2 separate regions of the Homo sapiens genome follow, and region 1 is linked to region 2. A link is an interaction called in ENCODE POLR2A ChIA-PET data of the cell type or tissue named here. Cell type or tissue: Caco-2. All regions are shown on one strand. Links, peaks and the distances in the headings refer to the core of each region. The heading gives the core; the rest is flanking DNA.

What was found. ChIA-PET counts read pairs that join two places held together with the same protein. Peaks named below come from ENCODE experiments on the same cell type or tissue, not always from the same donor. Only the 100,000 strongest peaks of a DNase experiment are listed, where the experiment ranks them.
Region 1: POLR2A ChIA-PET joins it to region 2 with 6 read pairs; 2 of 35 experiments call an interaction of 5 or more read pairs at or near these places.

Annotation. Positions count from the first base shown.
Region 1 is chr7:107,656,711-107,665,048 of GRCh38, reverse strand. SLC26A4 (solute carrier family 26 member 4) reads right to left here and starts at 4,221. Exons shown (of 21, transcript NM_000441.2): 1 at 4,194-4,221; 2 at 3,244-3,410; 3 at 1,614-1,753. The coding sequence starts at 3,407. It overlaps SLC26A4-AS1 (SLC26A4 antisense RNA 1), which reads left to right and starts at 3,251. Exons shown (of 2, transcript NR_028137.1): 1 at 3,251-3,447; 2 at 4,843-8,338. In Caco-2, for the core only: no CTCF peak of the experiment used is centred there; a DNase peak (open chromatin) is centred at 3,308; H3K4me3 peaks cover 1,530 bases; H3K27me3 peaks cover 792 bases.
Region 2 is chr7:107,590,694-107,599,031 of GRCh38, reverse strand. It overlaps DUS4L-BCAP29 (DUS4L-BCAP29 readthrough), which reads right to left. Exons shown (of 13, transcript NR_163941.2): 9 at 4,927-5,077; 10 at 3,030-3,165. It overlaps BCAP29 (B cell receptor associated protein 29), which reads right to left. Exons shown (of 8, transcript NM_018844.4): 4 at 4,927-5,077; 5 at 3,030-3,165. Among named protein-coding and RNA genes, the nearest start is that of BCAP29, 15 kb to the right of the region's middle. In Caco-2, for the core only: no CTCF peak of the experiment used is centred there; no DNase peak of the experiment used is centred there.

The sequences.
Region 1 (8,338 bases), core at 63-8,062, 66 kb before region 2:
GCAAGTAATTTGCACTCCCCTGCCACAGCCCTTATCACATTGAATTGTTTTCTCTTTCTCCATTGGACTATGAGTTCCTTGGAAGCAGAGGATGCATCTTATTCGTGTCAGCATACCTAGTGCCTGGAACATATTAGGTGTTTCACAAATTATAATAAATAACGATATTTCTGTTTTCATGATTCAGGGTCTTTGGGAAATTGGTCAGGGTGTTGGGGGTGGGGCAGAAACGAGATGGTGGGGATAGGGGACAGAGGAGAATGCCATGCTGCTAGGCACCAACTATACAACAGATTTCTAAGATGCTTATGGGAATATTATGGTATGAACTCAGTTTATAAAAGAACAAATAACCACCTATGTTGGCACATTTTCCCACACATTAAAATAAGAGGATGAATTTTTTTAAAAAGGGATGAGGGGCAGGCAAAACATTCATGTGGAGTCCAGGCTAGGAAGCTCCCTTCACTTTTCCTTAAGCCAGTTTCAAACTACACCTCAAGATCCACGTGTGGGAGGCTGGGCATGGTGGCTCATGCCTGTAATCACAGTACTTTGGGATACCAAGGAGGGCGGATCACTTGAGGTTAGGAGTTCCAGACCACCCTGGCCAACATGGCGAAACCCCATCTCTACTAAAAATACAGTAATTAGCTGGACATGGTGGCACATGCCTGTAGCCCCAGCTACTCAGAAGGCTGAGGCACAAGAATCACTTGAACCCGAGAGGCAGAGAGGTTGCATTGAGCCAAGATCGTGCCACTGCACACCAGCCTGGGTGACAGAGCAAGACTGTATCTCTAAAAAGCAAAGCAAAACAAACCAACAAAAAAGATCCACGTGTGGATATAAAATAATTTAATGTGCTGCAATCATCATTTAAAAAACCTAAGCATAATAGAACAAAGTGAAAGATTAGCACATTGTTATAATAAATATTTCACAGGAACTTTAGATATATATGTATATATCAGGATGTAACACATTTCTTTTTTTTTTTTAAATCTTGACTTGAAACTCTTTACACATTTCTTATTGAATTGTGGTCAATGAAAATAGAGAAGCTGGCTGGGTGCAGTGGCTCACGCCTGTAATCCCAGCATTTTGGGAGGCCAAGGCAGGCGGATCACGAGGTCAGGAGGTCGATACCATCCTGGCTAACCCGGTGAAACCCCGTCTCTACTAAAAATACAAAAAATTAGCCGGGCGTAGTGGCGGGCGCCTGTAGTCCCAGCTACTGGGGAGGCTGAGGCGGGAGAATGGCGTGAACCCGGGAGACGGAGCTTGCAGTGAGCCAGGATTGCGCCACTGCACTCCAGCCTAGGTGACAGAGCGAGCCCCCGTCTCAAATAAAATAAAATTTAAAAAAATTGAGAAGCCACTGCCTAGTATATGCCTCTAAATTGGACCTCTGCACCTAGTGGGGCAGCAGTTTCCCAGGAAGAGAACTCTAAGGAAGGGGAGAAGAGAGGTGACTCTCTCCACTAAGGGGCTCTACAGGAAAGATACAGGCCTTGAAGGGTAAGCAACCATCTGTCACAGACCTATGGTAGCTGGGGAGAAGTGTTAAACTCCTGCTGGAGACCAGAACTCTCAATCTGCCAACATCTTACCTTGCAGCGTGGCCACTAGCCCAGTACTAACTCCCGAAATGACGTCACTAAGCAGCCATTCCTTGACTCGGTATTTGGGGAGCCACTCCAAGATGGGCACAAGAGTCTTTAGCACACCAAAGGCTCTCTTTCTTGAACAACTGTCAAAAAGCAAGAAAACTGGGTTTTCAATCCAATCTCAGTCACAACCAATTTGCAAATCACAAAGTTATGAACTGGATTCTGCTGATGTTTATAACTATTTGGAAAAAGGATAAGTATTTCCTGGAAAATAATAACCCTGAAGTGCTTACCATGCTTTTGCCAAGAACTGTATCTATCCTTTTAAATGCACTCTTCTAGAGAACACAGGATTAAGTGTCCCACCCCTCGCTCACATTTTTAATCCTCTGAAAAAATATTCCTACACAAAAACCTATTTTCTGGTCCAGCCAGAGACTGATGGATGTGGAGTCTCTAAATGGAGATTACTTTTCAGACTCCTAATCCAGGCGCCTTATTATTATTATTTTCTTTAAAGAAGATAAACACACTGAGTATATTTTGGCAATACAAGCCTGGAGCTAGTTTTTACAAAAATCTTAGCATGAGGAATGTATACCTTATACCTTGCTACTTGGTAGTTTTTAAATTCAGTGACCTACAGATGAAAGAAAAATATCAAAAGTAGGTGGTATAACTCCTGATTTGAATAAATTGTTTTTTAATTAAGGCATTTATGGGACGATTGGACATTTTAATAATGACTCAATTTTTGATATTAGGAGGTTATTTTTAGATATTAAGGTGTGATCATGAAATGTGGTTATATTTTTTAAGAGTCTTTAAAGATATGCAGTAAAATACATAAAGACAGTATGCTATATGAGATTTGCTTAAAAATAATACTGGAGGGAGCAAGTAGGTGTAGATACAAGAAACAAGAGTAACTTGGATTTGATCACAGTTGAGGCCGAGTGATGGGTTAAAAACGGTGGGGGTGGGGAGTTCATTATACTACTACGTCTACTTATGCATATATTTGAAATGTTCTATAATGAAAGGTTTTAGAAACTCTAATTTCTTTATGTTTGTGACATCTAGTTACGGCATGTTTGGGTTTAGAGACTGAGGGTGGCTTTCCCCAGGGGTCCCACAGCCTGCTGATGAAGTACTTGGCACACCCCGCGCTCCCCTGGGTTCTAGCTTGCATCCTGGTCTCTAACTGAATGGTAGCCCGCCTACTTAGCTTGAGTGTTTCAAGGACTCCTCCTGGTCAAGAGCTGGGTTTCCCTATTCATTTCATTTAAACAAGCTCCCAAGAAGGCAACAGGGACCCACTGTACCCCAAGAGGCACTCCAAGTTTCCTTCAGAGAGGAAAAAGAGAGACGGGGCTCCTAGAACCCACTCTCCCCAAAGGCGAGTTTCCCAGGTAAGTTCATTTCGGGCCCGAGACTGATGGAGCCACCCTCCCACCAGAAGGGCGGCGTGGAGGACCGGAGACCGAAAGTCGGGCCTCTGGGAGAAGCAGCTGGCGCCCAGGGGCTCCGCCGCCCGCACCCCACTCTCGCCCGCTGGGGACGCCCTTCCCTCCCCAAGGCGTGGACGCCCCGCTCCGCTTCTCTCTACGCAGGCCCGCGCGGCCGCTACCTGCAGCACTTGGCCAGGCTCTCCCGCAGCGTCTTGCGCTCCTGCAGGCGCCGCTCGTGCTGTTGCTGGAAAGCGAGCTCGCTGTAGACCGGCCGCGACACCATGTAGCTGCAGCTGTACTCGGGGAGCTGCGGCGGCTCCGACCTGCCGCCTGGCGCTGCCATGACCTGCGAGCCAGAGGACAGCGAGGAGGGAGGACACGCGGTAAGCGAGGACGATCGGAGGGGAAGAGCGAGGAACAGAAAGAACGGGATCACCTGTTAGCTGCAGCCAGGCCCCCCTGCACCGCGAGTCTGGTCCGCGTCCTGCAGCCCTCGGCGCTCGCGACAAGCGCCCCACGGCGCGCACGGCCAGCCTGCAGGGGGGCACCTGAGAACCTTCGGGTCTCGTGGCCTGCACCCGCTGCCCGGGGTTCCCCAAACTTGAAGCGAGTAAGCCCCTGCTCTGGGGGCTTCCCGAGTTCCACCCAGTCCCCTATGGCCCGCAGCCAGGGCGCTGTCCGCGTTCTGAAATCTCCCCCAAACCGAGGGGCTGGGGCAGGGGCCAAAGGCGCTTGCAAGGCTGGAAGGGGACACTGAGATTCCCTCCCTCCCCGCACCTGACCCGGGACGCAGCTCCAGGTGCGCACTGGAGGAGAGGTGCAGACCCCCGGGCCAGGCGTGGAACCGTCAGGGCGCGCTCCGCGGGTCCCCAAGAGGCGGACGCTGCAGGCACATTCCAGCAGCTGTCGCAGCCCTCTCGGGGGCAGAACTTTCAGCTTATTGAGCAAGTCTCTCCCCTCGTCCTGTTTTCCGAGCAGCCTGTTCGCTCTCGGCGTCTCAGAAAGAAAGCTGTACTGCCCCCTGCCCACCTGATCCGTGACCACTTAAGAGTCCCATCCGCAACCCTCGAGGCCTCCCCGGGAGTGGAGCCCGGGCCGGGCGGTGTGGGCATCTTCAGGGCGAACTCACCTGTCTCTGCTCGCGCCCCGCCCGGAATGCCCCGCGGACTACCCTTCCGCTGCCTTTATAGCGCTCTCAGAAGGCAGTGGGACGTTTTATTTACGGAGCAACAGACACCTTGGTCGAAGGGAAAGACACACACAGGCTGCGGTCTTTCCCAACCGATCCTATCAGGAAAGAAATCCTACCCCTCCTGCATTCTTCCCCTTTCCCGAACCGGGAAGGCTGAGACTCTTACTGGCTGCCACGCAGGGGCCACCCGGATCCTCACTCATCCCGTTACTAATCTCAAGGGTTGCGAGGTCAGGGGCGGGCCAGGCCCTGTGGGACTCCTTAAAGAAGAGCAGAGCCCGCCTAGAGGAAGAGGTCCGTGGTCTCTGGGAGCCTGCCACAGGTGCTCTCATACCACATGGGGAGGAGAAGAGGAACAATGGCCAGGTTTCTATATTAATAAGTCCTTGAATTTCTAGAAAGTCTTTTAGGAGTATTCAATGGGTGGAGGATACAGAGAGTTCACGATTTACTCAGATTTTAGCCACTTATTCTACGTGTGCATGTGTGTGTGTTTTATTTCACAATCCAAATCAAGCCGTCCAGGTGGCCCTTTCTTACCCACTAGACTCTGTTTTTTCTTTTTCTCATTCTCCTGGACAATCAGGGAAGGAATAAACTGGACTACATGGAAATCAAGACTAGAAGAGAGGGAGGAGGAGCTGGAGCTATCCTACCTCATCAGTGTTTTGTCTTCTGTTGGGATGAACTTTGTTAAAACTAATGCATGGTTAAGATGAAAGGCAGAAGGAAGGGTTTGATAAACCAGAACATTCTCGCCTGATTGTTAGTGTTCTGAAGTAAATACAGAAGAGGCTCCAAAATACAGACCTCTGTACATCAACCTTCCGTAATCCACCTGCCTTGCATATGCAGACCATGACAATTCTACGAGCTCCTGGAAACAGAACTCAGAACTCCTCCCCAGAGAACCCTGATGCAAATTCTCTGAAATGGTAGTCAGCATGTGCGTTTTCCTGAGAAGTGAATGAGTCAACAGCTTTCAACAGATCTTCAAAGGCTTACTTCACCCAATGAAGTTAAGAACCACTAAAGAAGAAACCTAAAAGGAAAATCCAGGTCATGAACTTTGCAATTTTTATTCACATACAGAGAAGAGGGGAGGAATCTCTTGTGTATGTTTTACTTATGTATACCACTGGTTCTTAATAAAGGGCTTTTTTTGCCTCCAGAGGTCAATGCCTGGAGACATTTTTGGTTGTCACACCTAGGGAGATGCTATTGGGATCTAGTGAGTAGAGACCAGAGATGCTGCTAAACATCCTACAATGAAGTTTGCTATCACTCCAAGGTTTTGCATGCGACTTAAACTGTACATTTATTAATCAATTGCTACATGTACTAAAATATGTATCTCTCTCCATATATGTATATATGCGTGTATTTTTTCATTATTGTTGGATGTATAGCTCAACTCCACTACAACAGAGGAAAGTATTTGTTTTAAAGTAGAATCTGAATATACTCACTCTGTATACCCTCATCCATACCTTCAAGATCTGGTGAAAACACTATCTCTTGCAAGAACATTCTTTGATGCTGTTCAGAATTAATCCAGACCCTTTTCTGTATTCTCTTAATACCTTATCTGATCCTCTCTTAAGTTACTTCTCACTATCTACCTTAGTAACACAATTTTATTTACATACAAGTTCTCTCTCCCTCACTAGACAAAAACTTCTTGAGGGCAAGCACTGTGTCTCCTTTCAACCATTATTATCTTCTCTCATGTTTTTTGAACAGATTTATCTATAGCCCAAACATACCTTTTCAAAAAACTAAAAATTACTTTACATATTTGATCTAAGGCTTTGTTTTTCTCCATTAAGAGCATGCTGTGGATATCTTTGCAAGTGAGTGCATAAGGATTTTTCTTAACCTTGGAGATGGCTGTCTAGGATTTCAGAATATCAACTCATATTTGTAGCTCCATGGCAACTCACCTACACAACTCACAACTCTTTATTGAAGGCATTCTGTACCAATATAAATATAGTCCATATCCCATTCTAATATGGATTTCTGCTCCTTGTTGCTTGCTATTTTGAACACTTTTAGTCTGGTCCAGTCAGGCCTATAAACCACTTTGCATCAGAACTTGGCAATGGTTTGCTGGTTCAGAGGATTAAGGAGTGGGGTAAGGCTGGCAGAAGGACAGAAGAGAAAAGACTTGAGTAACAACAGGAGGCAAAAGAGTAACTTAGCTTGGCTAATAGAATTCTTATTTGAAATGCATCTCTCTATATAAGAGTTTGGTTCAATAATCACAATATAATAAGTCCTGCATGTATCTGGATGAAGATAATTGCTTTTTTCTGTTCAATGCTTTTCCATAGCAGAAATAGCTGGGGCAGAACAAAATGGTATCTCTGTTACAGGATTCTATAAGGGTATAGAACTGCTTTTCTCATAGGTAAAAGGCAGACCGTTTGAATTTGGCTTTTTAAAAACAGAAGAGTAGGAGGAAATAACAGCTTGCTCTCTCCACCCTATTTAATTGTGATATTAAACACCTTAGATTACTCACTTGGGCTTTATAAGGCAACCTTCTCCTGTTTCACACAGAGGTGGGTGGTTCTTATTTATCAGACTTTTAAAATATTCAGGACTTCTTTCCAAAGAAATAGATGCATCACTTAAAAATAAATATCAGACAATATTATTGATACTTTACAGTACTTATTTAGCAGTTAATACTTTTTTAAAAGGCATTTTCTTATTTATCATTTAGGCATTTGCAGTGTAAGACAAACTCCCTTGTTTGATTACGCATTCACCTGTTCATTCATTCATTCATTCAAGGATTTATTAGGAAATTATTTGTGCTGGCTGTGGGTACAATGATGAACAAAAGCTTATACCCTGGCCTCATATTTATGGGTGCAGTAGACACTAATCAAATGGTCACAAAATGTGTATCTTATTTCACTGATTATAAAATACAGATTTTTCACATTTTATCAGGGTTCATGTTATAATTGATGATCTACTATATATTATAGTTTAATTGATAGCGTATTTTGTGATTCATAAAATGAGTTTTATAATAGAATTCTATAATTAATAAAATATAGATATTTACATAAATTTATAGTGTATCTATGCCTTTTTTTTCTTTTTTAGAGATGGGATCTTGCTATTTTGCCCAGGCTGGACTTGAACTCCCAGTCTCCAGAATAGCTGGGACTATAGGTGCACACCACCACACCTGACAGAGTATCTATGCTTTTGAGTGACTACGTGTGCTACAAGAATGATTTAATTGAATCCTTCGTTTATTTAACTTAAGAGCAGTCAATCTTGCTACATTATTTTTGTCTGAGAGCGAATATTGTGGTATAAATTTTTTCTTTTTTTTTTTTTTTTTACAATTTAAAATGTTCTCAAATCAGAAGAATTGCAAAAGAATGCAAACATGTTGGCTGGGCGCTGTGGCTCACAGTGTAATCCCAACACTTTGAGAAGCTGAGGCGGGAGGATCACTTGAGCCAGGCCTAATCCTGAGCTTTTATTTCATTATGCGTGTTAATTTTCTCAAGATAGCAAATGCTAAATTTTTGTCATACTTATACAAAAAGAGAACTGAACTGAACTTTCTTTCTATATTTCTGATCTCTTCTTCTCTGAGCAACTTATTGGGCTTATTCTCAGTAATCATACAGTTTTGCACTCAATTGTTTTCTTGGTTTTTTGTTGTTATTTTTATCTTGCACTCAATTGTTTTCTATTTGTTTACTGTATGCTACTTTATTTTCTTCTCCAGTTATAAGATATGCTCCCTAGGGACATAAATAGTATATGTCTTTTATGGTGTTACAAAAATAAGATGTGCCTGTAGTAAATAATTTGGAAACTACATTAATGTATAATATAGTAATCACATTTTATCTCATTATCCAGATAATCACTGTTTTGCTTCTTTTTTTATTTATTCTTTCTATGCAGACATAGGTATACATTTTTATTAAAGTAAAATTATAATGCTAGTCTCTTTATTTCCCTACACAATACCTTGACAAATTATGACAATATAATAGGTACCAGACTTGTTAAATTATTGATCAATTGATTGTTTAACAATG
Region 2 (8,338 bases), core at 34-8,033:
AATATAAATTTATATATATAAATTTGTAGATCTATAAATATATATAAATTTATAGATATATAAATTTATATATACACGTGTGCACATATATGTGCGTGCGTGTGTGTGTGTGTGTGTGTGTGTGTGTGTGTGTGTGTATACTGTATTGCCCAGGCTGGTCTTAAATTCCTGGCCTCAAGCAATCTTCTCACCTCAGCCTCCCAAAGTGCTAAGATGACAGGCATCAGCCACTGCACCTGGCCAGTGGCAGCAACTTGATACTGACAGGTTCTATAGTCAGGTAAAAAAGGAACACAGGAGAATTTTAAACAGACTAACATAAGAGGAATTTCACTGCAGGGTGATTCATTTTCTAATGTAAGCCAATATATTCATCAAAATACAAAGTTCTACTGAGCAATGACTACATGCAAATATTTTTACAATGTAAGGTGCTGTAAGAGATAAAAATATAAGAGAAACATGGTCTCTACTTTTGAATAACTTCAATCTAGTAGAAAGGACGAAACGAGCATAAAAACTGTAGCACAAGACCAAATACAGTACTACTGTGCTATATAGAGATTAGGCAGCTCAGAGAAGGAATTAAAGCTCTAATGCATATATTATATAATCCCAAGGACTGTTTTTTGGAGAAGGGAGGATTGAAATACATTCTGAAACTAAAGGAGCCTCATATCTTCTCAAATTAAAAGTTTTTCTTTTTTGTAAAGAGCAGCACAAGAAAAAAATTTCTCCAAATCTCTTTTAATGTGTTGCCTACTTCAAGTTGAAAACAACTCCAGCTATTACTTCACTGAATTCAGTTCATAAAATCTCCAGTGATTACCCAAATTAGAAGAGAATCATTGAGTTGCAGGAACGTTTTCGCTGACTGCTTGAATTTTCATGCCATTGACTTGGAAAAGGTGGATTTGTGTTAGTCTTGTAAATAAGCTTTCACTACTGCACCTGTAAACTTGCCTAAATTTATGATGTGTAACTTGACGCTGGAGAAAGACCAAGAACACTGAAATCTGAAATTTAATGATTACCAGCTACAACAATGCAAGCGTTCACTGTCTAATCCAAATTATCCCACCTTGGTTAAGTTACGTGGCTGGAAAAAAAAATCAGGACAAAGTAAAGCTCTATCACACTGAAGAAGTAAAATTAAAAGTTAATTGGTCTTTCATAATTATTTCATTTCTTTAACTGAATATCAGAACAGAAAGTGGTCATAGGTACCACGTGGAAATTGTTCTATCAGATAACATAGGAGTTGAGGGCACAAAATAATGTGGTTATGAATGTGGATTCTAGAGTCAGGCTGCTTAGGTTCAAATTTTAGTTCTGTCACATATTAGTTGAATGATCTTGTACAAGTCACTTAACCTTTCTATGCCTCCATTTCCTCATCTATAAAATGCAGATAATAACAATACCAAACTCAAGGGACTTTTGTGAAAATTAACAGTTAAAAACCTTGTTGTGAAGCATATGAAGCAATACCTGGCACAATGTTAACTATTATTTATAGCTAAGGAACTTTGAGGCCCATTAACATAGGTGATTTGTGCTAGGTCACATGTTGGAACTAGCACCTAAGTCTCTCGGATCTCAGGGTAATGCAGTTTCCACTGGATAATGTGTCTCTGATAGAGAATGAAGAGGTATGGCTGGGCGCGGTAACTCTTGCCTATAATCCCAGCACTTCTGGAGGCCAAGGTGGGAAGACTGCTTGAGGCCAAAAGTTTGAGATCAGTCTGGGGAGGAAGGGAGGGAAGGAGAGGAAAGGAAAGAAAGGAAGGAAGGACAAAACAAAGGGGGTGTTTTCACAAGCTTATCTTTCCTTAGCTTATTTTTCAAAACCTACATGAAGTACCTTGAAACAGACGTCATCTTTTATATTCTCACTTATGGCCTTTGTTGGTCACTTTATTGGTCAATTAGTTATACTCTGGGCACTGACAGCTGCTTTTATGTGCTGCTCAAAGACTTTCTCCCCACTGTGTACTGGCTTTAGCCCAGCATATCTGTGCCTCCTCTGATTGGGTCACAGCTATGCAGGAAGCAGCAAATCAGGACAGTATGGAAACAAAGGAGAGGAAAACAAACAAACAGAAAGAATAAATCACGCAGGGTCAAGGAATTGGTAATCATGACATAAGTTTCCTTGCATGGGTAAATGGTTCTGAAAACAATTCCAAGAGAAAAGTTGCAAAAGTATTTTGAGGAAGGTGCTTTTTTTAAAAGGGCAAGACTAATTTAAGTGTATTAAGTATGGTATGTATGAAAAAAATAACACTTTCCATTTTCTTAGAGCTAAAGAATAAGAGAAAAACAATTGAAGAGGAAAAAAAGCAGTGTTCTGATGGTTACAAATCATTACTCCAAAATGATGTGTATAATTTTAAATTAAGATATGTACATGATCAGTTGTTCTATAAATACAAGGCTGCGTGCTTTTGAGTTTAGTTAACACTATCAATCAAAGCTTTAATGACTGTGTTTTTATTTTTGCCACTGTGAAATGAGATCAAAAGATAGAAAATAAAGGAATAACATTAAAGATTTCAAATATTATGTGCAATTATCAATCTAGCATCAATGACGTTTCTCTGCTTTCTATAAACCAATCATTTAAAAGAAAACGAAAATCTAGGCTTAAAAATACTTTAACTGAAAAAGAAATAGAAACAGTTATAAAGACTTGCTTTAGATTATAAAGTAAACTTAACGGTAATGAAGGAATTAAAATTCATATTCCCAGAATACTATTTTCTCCTTAAATCACAGAAAATAGGTCCAATGGTATAAATCCACTATGGAGAAAAAGCAAATCTAAATAATAGTAAAAATATTAGTGTGAACAAGCATTTCTAAAGAACAGTAAAACTATTCTTGAAATAATCATTACATAAAATATTGTTAATTATGGTCATTTTCTGCTTATAAAATATAAAAATGCTCTTTTTGATGCTGAAAACAAATACATTACTCCTCGGGAACACCAACAACATTTAATTTTTACAAAGAAAATTAAATACCCTTTTTAGTTTTTCGTTTTCTTCCATAAATTTTTTGGCAGCCTTGTTAGTATTTTCTGCTTGAGTTTTAAGTACACCTTTGTTTGACAGTTCTTTTGCCAGTTGAGTAATAAGCGTAACCAGACGTCTCAAAACTCTAAGAAAAAAAACCAGAATAATGTATTACTGGCCAATCACCAGAAACTTATTTTAAAACAGTCATTGCCAAATTACTCCCCATTAGATATAGGTGTGGTGGTGGCAGATAATGTTTAGGCAGAACCCATTATTCTTTTTTTAATTCAAGTCTCTTAGTAAAAACAGGCCCGTGTCTCATTCCTTTGGAATCTTTGTTAGAAGACCAGCATTTAGAATACAGGTTCAGTGGTACTTATTTGTTTTCCTGTAGAAGGCTTTAGCTTGGAGGAATAGAAACAGGAAAATTTCAGACAGTGTGACAGGGCCAGTAGGAGAATTATTTTTTTTGGCCCAGTTCAAATTCTGCTATTTAAGGAACATTGTGTAAGGTCAAACAAGCCGAAGAACAGCTCATTCACATCCGTTTATGTGTAACTGCCATTGTTAGAAGAAATAGTGATGACTATCTTCAATTATTCATTCAGCAGACATTCCTTTACTCAGGAACTGCTAAGTGTTAAGACACTCTGCCAGGCACTGCAGACACAGCGGAAAACAGCAAAGTCCATGCCCTCAGGGGTTTAGCTCCTAGTTGTGGAAGCAAAAGTTAAAACAGTATTTAATTACAACCATGAATGACACTAGAAAATGAAGTATATATACATTCTTTGAGCACCTGTAAGAGAAGACCTACCTACTTTGTGGGTAGTGATGGCCACAGAAGGCTTTGAGAAAGAGGCTAATGGATGAGTAAGAGTTAGCCAGGAAATGAGGAAAGAAAAGAGTGTTCTGGCAAAAGGAAGAGCTTGTGTAAAGACCCTAAAATGGGAAAGAGTTAGGTACACCACAGAACTCAATCAATATCTGTTGCAAGATGGAATGAATGAATAAATGGTGAAGGTCTGTAAGGGTGGAATGTATTGTACATCTCAGAGACACGTATGAGACAAGGCTCCAAAGAGAGGCAGGAGCCTAATCATTCAGGGCCTTATGGACTGGGCAAACCTACAAGCTGTTAACTACTGTTTGTTATTTGGGTATATCATCTGAATTCTTTTACAAAGATGTTATAAAAAAATCTACAGGCCGGGCGCGTTGGCTCACATCTGTAATCCCAGCACTTTGGGAGGCCGAGGCGGGAGGATCATGAGGTCAGGAGATCGAGACCATCCTGGCTAACCCAGTGAAACCCTGTCTCTACTGAAAATACAAAAAAATTAGCAGGGCACAGTGGCAGGCGCCTGTACTCCCAGCTACTCAGGAGGCTGAGGCAGGAGAATGGTGTGAACCCAGGAGGTGGAGCTTGCAGTGAGCCGAGATCGCGCCACTGCACTCCAGTCTGGGCGACAAAGCGAGACTCCATCTTAAAAAACAAACAAACAAACAAACAAACAAAACTACAGTAGGCTGGGTACAGTGACTGTAATCTCCGTACTTTGGGAGGCTGAGGTGGGAGGATCACTTGAGGCCAGGAGTTTGAGACCAGTCTGGGCAACACAGTGAGACCCCATCTCTACAAAAAATTTAAAAATTAGCCCTACATGGTGGTGTGCCGCCTGTAGTCCTAGAAATGAGAGGTTGAAGAGGCAGGATCACTTGAACCCAGGAGTTTGAAGTTACAGTGAGCTATGAAGGCACCACTGCACTGCAGCCTGGGCAACAGAGCGAAAGGTTGTCTCTCTTAAAAAAAAAAAAAATCTACAGTAAAGGTGGACAAAATGAGAAAGGAAAGCATAAGTCATGTTTTTAAATTGTGCTTCTATTATTATTTTTTACTTACAGCCAAAAAAATAGGGAAAATCCAGAAATGTAAAGATTTCTTTGAGACCTAAAAAGTTTCATCTGTGTGTGTTCATAGGCATCAGGTCTGCTGGTGGAGCTCTTCTCAATGGTATGAACTGAGGAATATTTCCTTACTTCTCTCACAGCATCTATTACAGAACAAAAGAAAACAGTACTTTTGGCTTTTACGAATATAAGCTTGTTAAAAATGGAAAGCAGTTTTAGAAAAACTGACCAAACTTTTAAATAATGGACTTTAGGCAGAGGCGACCTTTATGTCATTCCGTCTACAGTACCCGGGAACTTTTCATGCTCAAAGTAGGTGCTCTATAAATGGACACTAGTAGCAAATTTTGAATTACTATAGCATTTTTAAAATTATTCATCTAGTACTTACCATCATTTTATTGTTTCTCATCTCTAACTACACTGCAAACTATTATCCTTTACATTTTCTGTCTCTAAGATGACTAAAATTCAGCCTATTGACAATGACAGATGTCATATCCCATTACAATCAATTCCAAGAGACTATCCCATTTCTCTTACTACACTAGCATTTTATTACATATTATTACTTTAAATGATTGAGATTTTCAAAATATTTGGTTATACTGAAATTTCCACTGGCATAAGTTTGTTAACATGGGATTTGATCTGTGGTGGCATACACTCCTCCGACTAGTGCATAGCAGCTGCTACTGGAAAGGTTCAGATAGCTGCTCCTTTGATGCTTTCAGTTCTGGGAAGTCTCAGATGCAGGGGAACCACTTCTTTCCAGTGGAAAATAGATATCAGCTTATAAGGGTCTACATTGAGTGCATTCTTAGTTCCTGGATTCTTGTATGTACTAGGGAAGGCATCTGCCTTATAAGGTCTCAAAAGCCAGTGGAAGTATATGAACAAGTTTGAATGCTCCCCTTTCATGCGACCAACAGAAGTCTTGGGTAAGAGTTATTGCCACACAAGGAGACTCCAGTTAGAAAACTGGGGCCTTTTTGACTACTATTTTATTTTTAGCAGCTTTATTGAGATGTAATTCACATACCATAAAAATTTACCTCTTTAAAATGTATAATTCAGTAGTTTTTAGTATATTCACAAAGTTGTATAACCATTACCACTATCTAATTTCAGAACATTTTGGTCACCCCACAAAGAAAATCTATACACATCCCTCAGCTCCTGGTGACCAGCAATCTGCTTTCTGTCTCTACAGAACTACCTGTTCTAGACATTTCATATAAACTGAATCATATACTATCTGCTCTTTTGTGTCTGGCTTCCTTCACTTAGCATAATGCTTTCAAAGTTCGTCTGCACTGTAGTATGTGTCAGTACTTCATTACTTTTATGGCTGAATAATATTCCATTGTATGAATGTGGTAACATTTGGTTTATCTATTCATTGGTTGATGGCATTGAGCTGTTTCCACCTTCCGGCTATTATGAATAACGCTGCTACGAACATTCATGTGCAAGTTTTATATCGACATGTGCTTTCATTTCTCTTGGTACATACCTAAGAGATGAACTGCTGGGCCATATGGTAACTCTATGTTTAATTTTTGAGGAACTGCCAAACTGTATTCCAAAGCAGCTGTACTACTTTACATTCCCACAAGCAGTGTATGTTGGTTCCAATTTCTCCATATCCTCAGCAACACTTGTTATTATATTTTTGATTATAGTCATCCTAGTGGGTGTAAAGTGGCATTTCTTTGTGGTTTTTATTTGCATTTCTCTGATAGCTAATGCTGTTGAACATCTTTTCATGTGCTTGTTGATCATTTGTATATCATCTTTGGAAAAATATCTATTCAGATCCTTTACCCATTTTTAAATTGGGTTATTTGCTTTATTTGTCTCCCAAATGTCTTTCATAGAATTTTTTTCAAACTGAGAATTTTATAATGGATACTCATTACATATAGTTATGTTTCTGTAGTCTCTTGACATATAATACTTTTTTAAAAAGGTGCCAGGCCAATTGTTTTCTAGAAAGTTCTCACATTCTGGCTGGGTGTGGTGGCTAACACCTGTAATCCCAGCACTTTGGGAGGCAGAGGCAGAAGGATAGCATGAGGCCAGGAGATGGAGACCAGCATGCGCAAAATGGCAAGACCCTGTCTCTTTTTTTAAATATTAAAAAAAAAATAAGCACAAAGAAAGTTCTCACATTCTGAATTTGTCTGAGTGTAGTCCAATTTCTTTCTCTAACTCCTGTATTTTTAGAAAACCAGAAGTCAGACTTGATTGGTTCTGCCAGGCCTCAGAAAGTAAAAATAAAATAAAACAAATACTTGATTGGATAAGGTTTAATACTTTTGGCAAGAATCCCTCATAGTTTATGCTGTGTAATGTTAGTTTGTCTCATACTTTTTGATGCTAAATTTGATTACTTAGTTAAGATGTAAGGGTTCTCCAGGGAAAAAGAACCAATAGGGTGTGTGTGTGTGTGTATGTGTGTATGGGGAAAAGTGGTACAGGGGGCAGACAGAGAGAGAAAGAGAGAGAGAGAGCTCGAGATTTATTTTAAGGAACTGGCTCATATGCTCGTAGAGGCTTGTTAAGTTTAAAATCTGGAGGGTAGACTGGCAGTCTGGAGATCCAGGGAAGAAATACATCTTGAGTCCAAAGGCAACCTGCGGTCAAAATTCCTTTTTGCTCAGAGGAGGTCAATCTTTGTTCTATTAAGGCTTTCAGCTGATTAGATAAAGCCCACTAACCTGTTTTTATTTTCCCCTTTACTGTTGAAATCTGGTAGTGTGAGTCTCCCAATTTTGTTATTTGTAAAGATTTTTTGACTGTTTTATGAGTTCTTTGCATGTCTGCATAAATTTTAGAAGCAACTGATCAACTGCTACAAAAATGCCTGTTGGGTTTCTGACAGGGACTGTGTTATGTCCGTAGAATTTTGGAAGAACAAACATTTTAATAATATTGAGTATTCCAACTGATGAAAAATCCCCATTTATTTTGATTTTCTTTCAGCAATGTTTTTGTAGTTTTCTGTATAGAGCTGTTGTGCCTCTTTTATAAAGTTTATTTCTAAGGTTTTTAGGCTTCTTGGTGTACTTAGAAAAGGAATTTTTAAAAATGTCATTTGCCTATTGTTTACTGCTTATAGTATAGAAATACAATTACTGATACACTGAATTTTTGTATACTGACCCACCTGTATTTTGTGACCCCACTATATTAATTTCTTTGACATAATAACTTTCTTGTAGATACTTTAGGATTATTTCTTTCTTTCTTTCTTTCTTTTTTTTTTTTTTTTCTGAGACAGGGTCTCGCTTTGTCACCCAGGCTGGAGTGCAGTGATGTGATCACGTCTCACTGCAGCCTTGACCTCTTGGGCTCAAGCAACTCTCCCACCTCAGCCTTTTGAGTAGCTGGGACTACAA